Linked DNA regions of Homo sapiens: region 1 is linked to region 2. Evidence: chromatin loops called from intact Hi-C (ENCODE). Cell type or tissue: GM12878. All regions are shown on one strand. Links, peaks and the distances in the headings refer to the core of each region. The heading gives the core; the rest is flanking DNA. Region 1 has its middle 32 kb from the start of PRDM8. Region 2 overlaps BMP3 (bone morphogenetic protein 3).

Region 1 (4,405 bases), core at 156-4,155, 820 kb after region 2:
TTAAAACATCTATAATTTTTAAAAACATCGATAATTTCTTCATTTATGGTCCAGTGGGAAAATAAGGCAGAGGGAACTGCTTGCCTAAATTCTCAAACGGAGTCAGGAACAAACTTCTAAGTCTGGTGCTTCTTGTGTTACACTGATAATTATTTCTGCTTGCTCATTCACTTCCCAGCTATATATCCTGTGACCCAATCCTGTCTGGTTGACATTCAGAATATTCAGGTGAGCCAAATTAGCCATGATCGAGTGATGTCGCACATACTTATCCTTTGACTTATCCATTCCTTGTGTCCTCAGCAACACAGCTGTGAACACTGGCAACACAATAGTTATTTATGGCTAAGTTACGCAGTCTTAGTTTGCTGCTATAATACTTCATGAAAATTAACTTTTTTAGAACTTTGAAATAAAAAAATATTTTAGGCTTCCTTATTTGTAATATACAGCAATGTTACTTAACCAAACTAACTCACTGTGTTGTTCTGAGGTTTGAAGGAGATAATACGTGAGGAAGGCATTTGTAAACTCTAAAAGAAGCATTTTAACATAAAGCAATGTCATGGAAAGCCAACAAAATTACACAGCTTACAGCTATATTTAAAATTATAAGCTTTCTAGAAACTATAGTTTATGTATTTCATTGGTTTACAGGGATGAGTGAAAATTGATATTTTCTGACAGTTTGAAGAAAAATAAGCTTAGATAAACATCCTATTGTACTATTTCCTGTGGTCAACAAATAGTCTCTATTGGTCTGCTATGTTCTTTCTCTGTGTATTTAAGCTAAAATCTCTCAATCCAGAAATAAACATTTTATTCTGAAATCTTCTATTGACTATTGTATCTCATCAGGCTAACATCTCTTTCTCTCCTTTCTTTCATTTTCTAAGTCCACTGTCTCCACTTCCCTCCTACCCATTCACTTCTCTCCTTGCAACTCTTCTCGCAAAACTCAGTGATGACTTCCTAATTGCCAGATCTGAACATTTTAAATCCAGCCTTGATATAATCAAGTTTTATTGACTATTCAATCTTTCTGGAAATGTTCTTCATCCTTATTTGCCAAGGCACTCTCTCATAATACTCCTTGAAGAAGACTCTTTGCATCTTCCAGAAATTCTTGCTTGACTCCTCTGCTTCTTCCCTCCTCCAAGTGCAACTTTTCTCTGAAGCCCTACCTTAGTCCTCTTCTCTCCTCCATTAATCTTGATATAATATAGTGAGAAGAACTGGCTTCGGTATAACACTAAATTTTCCTCTCTATAAGGATGATATATTTCTTTATTTGTTTAGGCTTTCTCTTATATTTCTTGATAATGTTTTATAATTTTCCTATTAGAGATCTTGCATAAATACTTTTTTCCAGATATTTGATATTCCTTGATGTTCACTTTGATTATTATAAAAGTGTCTTTTTGTTCATTACATTTTCTAGCTTTTGCTGCTTGTATGTAGGAATACAATTGACTTTCTATATATTGCTCTGAAATCCAGTCATTTTGCTAAACTCTTCTTTTCATTCTATTCAATTATTTGTGGACTCTTTTGGATTTTCTATGTACATGTCTATAGCTGACTAATAGATTAAGAATAGTTAAGATACTTCTGAAGAGTAAGGAAGAGGAATTTGCTCTACTAGATAGTGGGATTTACTGTTAAGACGTAGTAATTAAGACTGTGCAGTAATGGCCCAGGCAGAGATAAATGAATCAGTGAAACAGAATAGAGGGACCAGCAGCTTGTATGCAAATATAGCTTATGCTCAATCCAATTCTACTTTCATTTCTAAAATACCACTGAAACCACTTGTAAGATCCCTAATTATGTCAACTTGCTAAATATAATGAACAATTCTCAGTCCTGGTTTTTCTTCCCTTTTCAGCAGCACTGGCACAATTGATCATTACCTACACATGGAAGCACCTTCTTCACTTGGCTTCCAGGATACCACATTGGTTTGCTTCCTAAGCCACTAGACACTGCTTTCCAGTTATCTTTTCTGGTACCGACTTATTTCACCAACCTCTTACTTTTGTCATAAGGACTATCTGAAGGCTTAATCATTGGTCCTCATCTTATCTCTAATTAAATATTCTTTATTGATGAATTCAACAACTCTCATGGTTCCCAACATTTACCTATATGCCCATGAATCCAATCCATGCTTCTATATCCAATTGCATATCCACACTTGAATTTTTAATAGAATTATAAACTCACCACGTACAAATTTTACCTCCAGTTTCACTTCCCAAACCTGCTTGACCTGAAAACTGCCCCTTCTCACTCGATGGCAGCTCTATTCTTCCAGTTGAACAAATTAGAAACTTTGGAGCTATCTTGTATTACACTTATTTTTGCTCATGCTCCATGTCCAATCAGGAAATCCTTTTGCATCTGCTTTTAAAATATATCCATCTTTAGTGTCCAGAAAGTAATCTCTAAATACTATTCCTTATTAATAGAACCATGTCCTTAGAGACATGGCTGATTGAAGGTCTGGAGCAGAAATTCTGCTATGTTGTTAAACCAGAGTGCAAGGAAGCTGTCAAAGACCGTTAAAGACTTAGGAGCCAACTTGAAGGCATAGCTATTGAGAACACTTATAGTAATTTCTCATCAATAAGAATTATATACACAGTGGACTCAAACCTACCAAATACGTTTATATTACCAGTTTATTATGGTACCTCAAAGAAGCACACACACACAGTAACACACCTTGGCCAGTCATCTATAGAGGATGCTAGCAAAGCAACTCATTATTTTGAAAACTGGTAAAAATAAGAATGTGAGATCAAGTTTTATTTTCCTGTACCTCAAAATGATCAAATAGTTAATTGGGGAAATTTTCTTCTCATGCAAGTTTTTTGTACTGCCTCATAACCTCTTGCTTTACTTTCTGTTCTGGCCATTACTTAGGACTGTTTCAGGTAGCTGTAACCTAAAAACACATTGCCTCAGCTGTACCACTAGTCTCTTTCTGTTTGCTCTGGGGAGACTCAGTCACTTTAGTGTGGAACACTTGCTGAAATCTTCCTGGCACTCAGTACATACACAACCTAGAATAAAAAAAAGTTAATATCCCATAAATTGGCCACTGGCTAGTGGAGGACCAGAGCCAGAGGATAAATTTGCCTCTTCTGTCCTTGAAAAGAAATGTGTGAAGTACATTCTACACAGGTACTCTGGAAATCCAGTAAGATTGTATCTCAGGTGCCCACAATGGTGGCCAACTCAACAGCATACCATTCTGTTGGCTTTCTCTCCTTCCCTCTTTCATTCTTCCTAATCTTGTTTCCTGGAATCACTTTTTATAATAAATTATCAGCATCCAAGTCTTTGTCTCAGGCTCTACTTTCTGGAGTAAATGAAGAAAAAATAAAAATATTCCAGCTAATAATTGAAGAAAAAATGTTAGAAGAAGAAAATCCCCATTTTTAAAATATCTAATGAAATACTGGGTCAAGGCAGTAACCAGAAATGGTCATTACCATTCCTAAAAGAGATAACCAAACATGTGGCTGCTGATAGGTGTTCATAAAAACCATCTATGAAGAATTCTGGTCAAGTCTCTAGATATTTAACAGCCAATTAACAGGAACTAAAGTTAAGAGAGGAACACGATTTAATGACACTATAATAATGTAATCAGAAGAAATCCAGGATATACGAAATTTCATAGGACAAATAGCCCAGTTTCTTTATAAAATAAATTGCAAGGAAAAAACTAAAAGGAGATTTGTAGATTTTTGAAGATTTAAGAGACTTACAAATCAATTATAATTTAGTTATTAATTCAATCTAATTAAAAAGTTAGTACAGTATAAGGCAATAAAGGAAATTTGAACACTGATTTAATACTTGATGATGTTAAGAATTTAATCTTACTTGAAAAATGTGATAGTCTATTTTTGTTTTAAAAATGTTCCTTATCTTTTAAGATTACATATTGAAATATTTATGAATAAAATGATTTGCTGTCCGGAACTTGCTTCAAAATAATCTTGTAAAGCAAGGAGTGGGAAGTCGTAGATTTAAAAAAAAAAGTTGGTCATAAGTAGATCATTATTGAAGTTGGAAGGTGGGTGCATGTGGGTTTATTATTCTATTCTTTGTACTTTTGTATAAGTTTGAAATTTCCCATTATAAAAAGTATCCAGAATTTAATCATCTACTGACACTACTTTCACTATCACTAGCCCAGGTGGAGCTACAATTATCTCTCACCTGAATTTTGCAATTGGTCACACTGATTTCATTCGTGCCCACTTCTACAGCCTATTCTCAGCACAGCTGACAGAATAACTATTTTAAATTTAAATCGTATCAAGTCACTGAAGGCAGAATATGGTGGCAGCAGGGAGAAACATTAGAAGTTTTTTATAATAATGAAAGC
Region 2 (4,405 bases), core at 164-4,163:
CTCAACATCTACCAATAACTTCATAGGAAGTAAAGGCATATCAGGAGAATTAAAGAGTTAATGGCTTTAGGAAGGATTTTTAAATTCAATTTAGAATAAATAAAAGCATTTGTGAAAAAGAAGTACAAAAGAGGAATTACACTTGTGTTTTCAAAAACTAGGTTTCTGATTCCTTTTTCTGGTAGGAAATGAAATGAAAACAACTGTATTTGCAATTAAATAGCTGGGTCAAGTGGTAACTCTCTGTATATGCTCTTGAATTATTCTATCATATTTGGCAAAGTTCTTATAACTGAATGGTGTTTGCCAAAATACAAAATTAAAAAAAATAAAGAATCCTGTGTAAACTGAATTATAAAACCATATTAAGCAAACCATCCTACAGAGGGCACAGGCACCTGGCGCATGTACGCACATACATACACACTAACGCTCAGCATAAACTTTCCATTACACTTAGACAATGACTTGTGGAGGAAAAACAAGGATAAACAAGAGTCTCAAGAACTTAAGAAAAACATCAGAGTTGATTATTTAGCACTTTCTCAGGATTCTAAGGCAATAAGCCTAATTCAAAACGCGAAATTGTTCTCTATTTCCCATTAGTCATTAAATGAGATAAATGACAAGCTATTGCTGCTTCTCCATTCTGTTTTCAAAGAACATTACAAAAATAAACCAGTGTGTTCTCTAACAGTTCTAAAAACAGTTTGATAAGTTGTTGTGTTTGATTACAAAAAGAGAAATAGATGTCCATATTTACTAAAAATCTTGCTTTAAGTTACATTCAGAAACAAATACAGTTCTTTTCCTTGGTGGCAATCTTCAGTCTATTTGCTCATTCCCCTCTGACTATAGAAATAATCTTTTGAAACAAAATGCATTGGCAGTGCAAAAAAAAAAAAAAAAAAAACAGGAAGAAGTCCATAAAAATAAACTAATGATTGAATTAAGCATTCAAATGAGTTCTTTGCCAGGTTATCTGCAAGCGCAAGACTCTACTGTCATGTTAGGGTATACTTTAAGCACTACATTCTTATTTTCATCAAAGAATAAAATACTGAGTGAGGACATCTTTTCTGGTACACAGCAAGGCTCAGGAATCCCAGGAACGACCCCCACAGCTCTCACTATACTCTGGATGGTAGCATGATTTGATGGCTTCAAAGACTAGAGAAAGAAATGAAAGAAGAACACATATGTTAGGTGGAACTGCGTTTCCACTCCTCAGTCCTCATTACACAAAATGCTTATCTAATGAATTTGTTTCAACAATTTAATAAAACCTCTGGCATCATTATACATTAAGCCCAATCGCCTATCCCACCACTACCAAAATGGTTATTATTTATTAAGTGCCTGCTGCATTCCAGGCATATTATATGTAGTATCTCTAATTCTCACAACAAAGCTAACATTTCTTACATTTTACAAAGGCTCAAAAAGCTTAAACGACTTATCTAAGTTCAAATAGCTTGTAAATGGTAGAGGATTTAAACCAAGTTATCTCAGCAAGAATCATTTAATTACAAACAACTTAGCCCCCAAACATGGAATTAATACACTCTACGGTGTTTTCAATAACAGGATTGAAACAAAAAATGATTCGTTATTGACCCTACATTAATCAAAATCCTAACAAGCACTCTATTTAACAGAGATACATTATTGCCACTGCTATATTGATATTTAGGCATTGTTGTTAAAATAAAACCAAGCAGGTCAGAGGGGTATTGATTTATTTAATTTAATAGTTGCCAAGATGGATTGGATGGTTACTATTCCACTATGTAATTATTCAACTCTCCTTAGAAGTACAAACTGGGGGGTAAGAAGACCACACCATTGGCCACTGGGGGTCACTGTTGCTCCACTGGTTTAGAATTAGGCATGGAGTTGTGTTCTAAGAGTGGGCCACGTCCTCTGGGAATTCCCTCTGGGAATTATGAGGGCCTAAAGTTATCCTATGGATACCAGAACTTTCACCAAAGAAGCCTGAGTAAGAATCTTTTCCCTGAGAAAATGCCAAATGGGACCACTAACATTCATGTGAAGCATGTGGTTTTATTTAGAGAACCCCATACAGCTCTGCTCTAGCTAAAAGTACTAAAGGAACAGTCATTTTTGCAAGTCCAGAATGTTAGGTATTGCCAGAGTGGTAAGAACTTCCTAAGAGATGCCCCACTGTGCAACACCTGTGTTTCTCGATTCCTCTTTTAGGCAGGTGAAAGTAGTTTTGTTTTAAACACATTGAGAAACAGAAGTTTGGTAACTTGCCAGAGACCAATTCAGGAGTAGGACTTTGACCAAAACTTTCGCTTTTTAATTTCAGAACTTTGAGCCATGTTTCTCATGGCTCAGAGGAACCCCGCCCCAGTGGATTGGTATTTTAATTTCAAACTCCTAAAGCTCCCAGCATGGGAAACTGGAACAAGTTAAAACTTTAAGGGTATATACAAACCAAGGGAGAAGACAATAATATAGAAAGCAGGCATACTCTTAAAAAAAAAAAGAAAAAAAGGATTATTTTTGGCAGAGAAAGGTTAAATCTCATCCCATCTTTTAATATCAATGAAATAAAATCCATACATCAGACTTCAACTTTATTGTGATTAGGCATAAGTAACTAAATAATTAGACTTAATGATGGGCAACTGTTCTTACTTTTTTTTCCTAGAGATTTTCAGTATATGTTAAAAAGACTGGTTAACTTTGAATTAATTAGCTTTAATTCATTACAAAGCAAGTTATTCCTCCCTTGAGGAGAGGAAGTCCATGCTGTTTTATTTTGCACATTGTATGCCCTGCATCACCAATAATATCTGTGTAACTTACACAAACTACAATCAGTATTGTACAACAAATGTCAGTAGCCATTGCTTGTTATTGCTATTGGTAATTTCTAAAGAAAGCTTTTGCAGCCATCCACTTTTCTCTACTGATTTAAAGTTATTTTTATGACTCAATAATCTAAATAGCTTGTCATAAAGCGAAAACTTTTAAACTAGATTTTCCAAAATTATTCTGTTATTTTAATGTTTAATGACTCCTATAATATTTGAATTTTATACAAAGTGGATCAACTTAATTAGATGAGACCTTGGGTGCTAAATTCTCCTGTGCATTGCTGTTCCTGAGCACCTAGTATAATCTAGGCATGGAACAAATGCTTGTTAAATGGATGAAATACTTAAAAGAAACAACATACCCTCCATTTTTATCCATTTCTGTGGAAATAGTTCCTATCAACACAAATACAAGTTTCTGTGCAAATGACCTGGTGTAGATATGGATAATATTCATGGGTGTTTCCTAGGAAAATTCCTGTCCTTTTTTTTACAGCTTCAAGTAACAAATGATAGATTCAGAAACTATGAGTATATGAGTAGTCTCTAGTGGGCTCACTGGAATTTGGACAGAAGCCCCTGATTCTGCATTGGTGTATCTTATCAGGAACCTCTCAGATTACTAGGAAGTTTCCCCTGCTTTTTTTTTTCTCACTATGAAATCCTCTGATCAACCTGCCATTAACAGAAATAATTACATCGTGCACAAAAGATCCATCCGGTAATTTGCTGGTGTAAAGCATATTGCCAGTCCGGAATTTCTGTTTGTTTCTGAGTTCAGGTCATGTTTCTCATGACTCTTTATTAAACAAGTTAAAAAATTAATATATCAATTACTAATGCATATCTGTGGTATTTGCCTTACCAGCTCTTTCTAATGAGGGTGAAGCACGACTTCAATAGCAGTTAGGTAATTTTTTGCTTAAGTAACTTAGCACATCAAGATTTAATGTTTTTGGAGTTCATTTTTATGACCAGAGATTAGAATTGGAAGATTCAGGAAATTAATTGAGGTTGTATCATTTTGAACGCATTAAATGTGAATTTCTTCTTTGTATGGAATACTTGGTTCAAAGTGTTTAGATTCTTTGCTGCCTAATTCTATGTGTTTGCTATTTATAGCTTTTGCAAAATTCCTTGAAAAAAAAAAAGCAAAACTAACTTCTCTTGGATCTTTGTCAGTGACAACAGCTCAATCACTTTCATTTGAAATTTCTGTTTTCCATCTCTTCTAAGGTGATGAGGAGAGGCAAAGGTATAGAACTTGGCATTAACTGTATGGGTATTTTTCATCTCATGGCAGAATTCCAAGAATCTCTCTCTGGGAGAACAGATTGGCTGTAAGGGCTAGAAATCAGAAAAATCCAAACTGCCGTGTCTGTGAATGAAATCTACAATGGTCAGGCCTGCACCTGCCAAGCCGTGTATGATGTCCTCGAGTTGAATTTGATTACAAATGCATTAGCAGGGGAGAGCATGTCATCAGCTAAGAGCCTTCATTCCTGACCTGGGCCATGGAGTTTTACTCCACAATTCTTCCAGTCCAGCCCACATGGGTG

Evidence for each region. Peaks named below come from ENCODE experiments on the same cell type or tissue, not always from the same donor. Only the 100,000 strongest peaks of a DNase experiment are listed, where the experiment ranks them.
Region 1: a loop joins it to region 2, with 4 times the contacts of the local background. A loop is called at or near these places in 12 of 110 quality-filtered maps.

The regions. Positions count from the first base shown.
Region 1 is chr4:80,227,199-80,231,603 of GRCh38, reverse strand. No RefSeq gene overlaps it. Among named protein-coding and RNA genes, the nearest start is that of PRDM8, 32 kb to the right of the region's middle. In GM12878, for the core only: no CTCF peak of the experiment used is centred there; a DNase peak (open chromatin) is centred at 1,873; H3K27ac peaks cover 934 bases.
Region 2 is chr4:81,050,110-81,054,514 of GRCh38, reverse strand. It overlaps BMP3 (bone morphogenetic protein 3), which reads right to left. Exons shown (of 3, transcript NM_001201.5): 3 at 1-1,170. The coding sequence ends at 979. Among named protein-coding and RNA genes, the nearest start is that of BMP3, 22 kb to the right of the region's middle. RefSeq lists a silencer at 2,188-2,237. In GM12878, for the core only: a CTCF peak has its summit at 1,854 (motif pointing right); a DNase peak (open chromatin) is centred at 2,194.